2 separate regions of the Homo sapiens genome follow, and region 1 is linked to region 2. A link is a contact called in ENCODE Hi-C or POLR2A ChIA-PET data. All regions are on one chromosome and are shown on one strand. The core of a region is the stretch at or near the end of the contact, and the rest is flanking DNA. Distances in the headings are between cores, read along the strand shown. Region 1 overlaps EPHB1 (EPH receptor B1). Region 2 has its middle 22 kb from the start of LINC02004.

Region 1 (2,913 bases), core at 30-2,529, 610 kb after region 2:
GGTGCTGGCAAAACAAGGGTGAGTGTATGGAATGAGAGAGGCTGACTCTTCACATCCAACCTCTCTGGCCTCTTCAGCAGTGTGCCCAGGAGAGAAGCCTCAGCTTGCCTCAAGGCCTAGGATGTGCTGACGTGCACAGTGAGCACCGGCACTTTTAGCAGCATCATTTGTCATTAAAATGAATTTGCTTGGGATCGCTGCTGCCCTTTCTGAGAATCTCCTTCTCAGAAGGTCCTTGGGGCTGGAAGTTTGGGGTCCTTTCACTGTCCACTCATGTATACTTCCCTTCCACCCAGCCTGGACTGTGTACGCCTGGACCAGGTTTTATTCTAGGGATGGGAATGATGGGGCCTTGGTAAATGGAGGGACCAAAGGTAAGAATTCTATCAAAGGTAAGAATTAGGTAATAGATTAACCAGACAGAGTTGGAAGGAAAGATTTGTGAAGTTATTAAAAATTGCTTGGTGTTCTAAAGCTGGTTATTATTCCATTGTTGCTAATTCTGGGTCCCAGTGAATCCACAGGAGAGAAGTTTCACTGTGACCCCACCGCAGCCAGATGTGCCCACGAAGGAAAAAGCCTGAAGGCATTTCAGGCCCTAATTGGTTGTTTCTGTAATGTTTTTCATTGATTGTGCAGCGGCAGTGCAAGCAGCTGCCCAGGGAGCAGAGCAGGCAAGCACCGGGGGCCTTTTCAGGAGGGTGTGTCTACCTGTCATGAGGCTGTCTGCTGCTGGCCTAGGAGATCTCCAAGCCCTTTTGGATCCCCCAGCCCTGGAAAGGAGGCTGGCTCCAGGTGGGAGAAGAGGTAGCACTCTTGCCCAATTAGGAGCCTGTAGCTCCCAGGCTTTCCTCCTCTGAGTGAACATTTCTTTCTGAGGCTGGATTCTGCCCTCTGATTATCGCAACACATCGCCTGTTTGCTTTTTCTTGGTTTAACTCCCACACTAATTTTGTGCATGAATGAGTACAGTGAAACCAGTTTAATTTGCTGTTAATTCTCTGTTCAAAATATTCTCTTCTGTTTAAGGGACATAGTCGCTTTCATCTCTGAGGCAGCGTGTGAAAGCAGGCAGCTGCTAGGGTGGTGGAGGGGTGCCTGCGAGTGGGTGTCAGCCTGGGCCAGTGTGTCTGTGGTCTGTGGTCTGTGGTGGGGGGTGGCAGGTAAGCACCATGGGGGTGGACATTTCTCAGAAGCAACAACCCACAGTTTTTGGGGCTTTACACTTGCTGAGCCAGCGGATGGTTTGACTCTGCATGGGAAAAAGTTCATAGCTGGGAGAAATACCTCCTCACCAAGGGGCTATGGCTGAGAGATTTTGGCACACACACTGAGTAGCTAGTCTCTTGGAGATCACGAGTATGGGATGGGGAAGTGAATTCTACAGCTGATCACAGATAGTCAGGGAAGACATCTGACTGTCATTTAGGAAACACAAACTTTAAACATTCCTTCAAAGTGTCTAAATATAGTGTTTATACAATTTGTTCAAGCTTAGTTGGTGAAAGAGATCTGTTTTTGACAAAATGTTCTTGTTTGGGTCTGCTATGCCTAGCTCTTTTACTTCTCTGCTTTAACCAGGGGCCTTTTAGGGGAGCGGGCTTTGCACCAGGTGGCAGAGTGCCCAGTCACAGGACTGCACTTGGAGAGACAAATGATCTCTACAGGAGCTGAAACTGTAAAACAAAAGTAATGGGGCATGATTCCACAGCACTGGTCACCATGAGTCAGCCCCTGAGACCATGTGGGAGTGGTTGTGGCTGTGGGTGAGGGTCCTGCTTCACTCCCCAATAGCTGCATCAGTACCCACCTCCAGTGCAGTGTTTCTTTAGAATACTCTTGTAAGTTGCAGGTAGAGAAGATTGGATGGACACTGGGGATCAGCCTTCCTCCACTTTCCTCTTTGGAGCTATCCAAAGTGCTGGCTGAGGGGGCCCCAGGAGCCTCTCTCTGAAGCCGACATATTTTCTCTGTGAGTTTCCACATGCTGCTGGCCTACCAAACTGATTGTGGAGTGTGCGCACTGCAGCCACTCCCCGCCACACCTTCCACACATTTCTCTTGTCACTTTCCGCATGTCAGGCATTTCTCTTGTCATTCCCGGCATTACTGACTGCCCAGCATTGCCAACCAGGGGGCAGGGCAAGCATTCTGCTTTGGGAAGCACATGTGGTTTATCCATCAGCCCAGCACATCTGTAGGGACCACCCGCTGGGAAAAGGTGCAATGGAGTGGAAGCCTAAGGAAAAGAGGAAGAGCAAAGGCAGCAGGTGGTGAGGTGGTTTTACAAGGGCCAGTCAGTGTGGCCTGTGGAGTACACCACACTTCTGGCCTCCTCTTTTCCTGTGCTGAGGTCTGGCCAAATCTGGACTGACTCTTGGCTTATGTTTCCTCTTGGTGCTGACCAGGAGCCTTGCTGTGGACATTTCCTCCCAACTGCCCTCTAAGCTGTGAAAGCCAGACAGAGCCTTGCCGTTTCCCCATGATTCCCAGGCAGTCCTTGGACTGTTTCGATTGAGCATCTTGCTGTTGGCTTCCCTTCTGAAGCCCCCTTTGCCCATCTGCTAGCTTCACTCCTCTGCCACCTGATTTTGCAGTATTGAATTTTCTCTTGGCTGATCTCCTTTCTCATACCTCTGATTGGTGGTTTCCATAAGATCAGAGGAGACTCTTCCGAGAGCCCAGGGCCCATGGCCCTTCTGAGCGCTCCCATGGTGATGCGATCCCATTGATGTGCCAAGTCTACAGAAACCCAGCTGACAAACACACTAATTATACACGTTCCTCTGCAAATTCATTAATGGCAAATGAGGCCTGTGTTCCCCATGTTTATTCTGTTTCCCTTTATACCCCTTTGGAAGGACTCAAATTCCTTTTTGAATTTTGTTGAAACCATTTAGCCCGAGGGGATAG
Region 2 (3,178 bases), core at 312-2,811:
CTTCTTCACTACAACAAAAACGATGGAAATAAAATAACCAAAATGAAAAAGCAGAGACCAGAATGAGGATGATGAGGTGGAGACACAAGGCTGCTGTTACCACAGACAGAATAGTAACATCTTTGTTACATAAAGAATTTATAAAAATTGGTTTAAGAAATTAAGGCTTGAGTAAGTAAGTAAGCCAGCATCTGTGCTCACAAATTACACAAGTGGAAACATTGTTATAAACAAACGTGGCAAAAGATTAAAGCCTGCTATAATCACATAAATACAAATTAAAACAAAGAAAAAATATGATTTTTGCTCATCAGAATGGCAAAATCTAAAATAATCACTTCTAATCTTGGTGACAATGCAAGGGACAGATAATGATAGACAGTGCTTATTCACCATGCAAATCTTGGAAAGCACTTTGTCAACTTGACTTAAAAGCCATACAAATATTGTTATACTTTGAGCCAGTTATTCCACATCTGGGAATTTATCCTAGGGAAATAATCTAAAAGAAGGAAGAAATTCTTCTTGGTGATGTCACTGAGTGTTACTGATATCTCAGAGGGTTCTTAATGGTCTGGCTGTAGGTCCGCAATGCTTCTAGCAGGTCTGGGATCAGGGAGTGGAGAGCGAGGCAAAATTGGTGCCTGCCTTCCCCAGGAAATCATCCTGCCATTTGGCCTTGTTCAGATGCTTGGAGCTGGCTTATATTTGATCTCTTCGTCTTGTGTAAGCCAGGCCTCATTTGAGTTCTGCAAGCTCTGGGAGGTGGAACGGGTGAGTAGATAATCATCTATCTCTGAACAGACCTCTCACCTTTGGGGAAGATATGTCTCCTCACTCCTTCCCCAGAATTGTGCCTGGGAAGAGACATTAAGTTTTTACAGAATAACTATATGCCCTCCACCTCTCCTAGGCCTCTGGAAACTGTGTGAAGCCATGTGACTGATTCTAGTCAATGAACTGTGAGTGAAAGTGATGGCCTTCACTTCTGGCCTGATGCCTTTAAGAACCAGTATGTCCCTTCATCTTTCTCTTTTCCTGCTCTGAAGGGGTGATCAGATGATGCAATCACACTTCAGAAAAGCCTCCATCAGCCTGGATCTCTGAGACACTGAACTGCAGAGCCCCTCCCAATTCATTTTGGAAATGTGGCACGAGTAAGAAGTAAAGTTCTGTTTTATGTGACAGATTTGGGGGCTGTCTGCTACCAAAGCAAAGCCTGTCCTCTCTTCTCCTGGCTAATACACGCTGTTGAACTGGTGATTCTCTGCAGGGAACATGAGCCTGTGAAGGGACAGAAGGGAGACGTTTTGTGGCATTTGCTCTTGGCTGTCAGAGTCCTCCCAAATTACCCCTCCTTCAGTCTTGGCCTATTCAGAAAATAAAGTTATATTTTTAGAAATATTACTCTTTTACTTAAAAAATGTAAAACACCAGTAGAAAAAGAGATGGGGAGAGAGGGAGGAAGAGAAAAAGGTAGGGAGAGATGGGAAAGAGGTGGAGCTGAGCCAATCAGATTACCACTGTCTTTAAAAGCACCTCTGAAAAGCCCTAGTGAGGCCTGGGATGGTGGCCAAATGGGGCCTTGAGCAAGAAGAGTAAGTGGAGAAAGATCAGAGCAAGGCTGCCAAGGAAGAAAAACAAAAGCAAAACACGCCCTTGTTTCTGAACTTCCCTGGCTGTCCTTCCTGTCCTGGGTTTCATCATTGGTTCAAAAAATATTTCAACAAATATATATATGTGTATATATATGTGTGTGTGTATATATGTGTGTATATATATGTGTGTATATATGTATATATATATGTGTGTTTGTATATATGTGTATATATATGTGTGTGTGTATATATGTGTGTATATATATGTGTGTATATATGTATATATATATGTGTGTTTGTATATATGTGTATATATATGTGTGTGTGTATATATACACATATATACGTATATATATGTGTATATATACGTATATATGTATATATGTGTATATATGTATATATGTATATATATGTGTATATATACATATATAATATATATGTATATATGTGTGTATATATACATATATAATATATATGTATATATGTGTGTATATATACATATATAATATATATGTATATATGTGTGTATATATACATATATAATATATATGTATATATGTGTGTATATATACATATATAATATATAGGTGTATATGTGTGTATATATACATATATAATATATAGGTGTATATGTGTGTATATATACATATATATAATATATATATGTATGTATCTCTCTCCACCTTTTTTCTCTTCCTCCCTCTCTCCCTATCTCTTTTTCTACTGGTGTTTTAAATTTTTTAAATAAAAGAGTAATATATATATTTATATATAATATATATATTATTTATATATATATATATTATATTTGAGATGGAGTCTCACTCTGCTACCCAGGATGGAGTGCAATGGCATGGTCTCAGCTCACTGCAACCTCCGCCTCCCAGGTTCAAGTGATTATCCTGCCTCAGCCTCCCAAGTAGCTGGGACTACAGGAGTGTGCCACCACACCTGGCTAATTTTTGTATTTTTAGTAGAGATGGGGTTTCACTATGTTAGCCAGGCTGGTCTTGAACTCCTGACCTCATGATCCACCTGCCTTGGCCTCCCAAAGTGCTGGGATTACAGGCATGAGCCACTGCGCCTGGCCTCAACAAATATCTATTGAGCATCTGCTATGTGCCAAGCAGGGTCTGATGCTGGAGATTTGGCTTGAACAAAACATAGTACCTGCCCTCATGGACCATACTTTTTAGCGGAGAGACAGAGAGCAAACCAGTCTGTATGTATAATGTGTTATGCTAGAAGGTGGCACACATGTTATGGAGTAAAAGCAGGGAGAGGGGATAGAAGATAGAAGATAGGGTAACTGCAGTTTTTAAAAAGCTTTCAGAGAAGGCCTTCCTGAGAAAGTAATATTGTCTGAGCAAGACCTGCAGAAGGAGAAGGAGCTAGTAATGTGGTTCTCTGGTAACAGTGCCAGGAGTGATAGGAAGCCAGGGTGGCTGGATTGAGTGGACAAGGGAGAGCGTAGTAGGAGATGAGAGCCTAGAGGCGCTGAGGAAGGCAGATCTCTGGAACGACTTTGGCTTTATCAGCACTTTGAGCAAAGATGGGAAGTTATTGGCAGATTTTGAGCG

The links. A loop is a pair of places that touch in the nucleus more often than their neighbours do. ChIA-PET counts read pairs that join two places held with the same protein, here RNA polymerase II (POLR2A). Pooled maps may share reads with other maps.
Region 1: a map with no recorded cell type shows a loop between it and region 2 (25-fold over the local background). The contact joins two enhancer-like sites. A Hi-C loop is called at or near these places in 7 of 37 single-sample maps with no recorded cell type and 4 of 50 pooled maps. POLR2A ChIA-PET finds 5 or more read pairs at or near these places in 1 of 52 experiments (GM12878).

What each region holds. Positions count from the first base shown.
Region 1 is chr3:134,903,337-134,906,249 of GRCh38, forward strand. The region is part of intron 1 of EPHB1 (EPH receptor B1); the gene reads left to right. Among named protein-coding and RNA genes, the nearest start is that of EPHB1, 110 kb to the left of the region's middle. Within about 2 kb of position 1,280, at least 2 of the 41 ENCODE cell types and tissues checked have a DNase peak (open chromatin) inside an H3K27ac peak, as active enhancers do.
Region 2 is chr3:134,290,475-134,293,652 of GRCh38, forward strand. No RefSeq gene overlaps it. Among named protein-coding and RNA genes, the nearest start is that of LINC02004, 22 kb to the right of the region's middle. Within about 2 kb of position 1,562, at least 12 of the 41 ENCODE cell types and tissues checked have a DNase peak (open chromatin) inside an H3K27ac peak, as active enhancers do.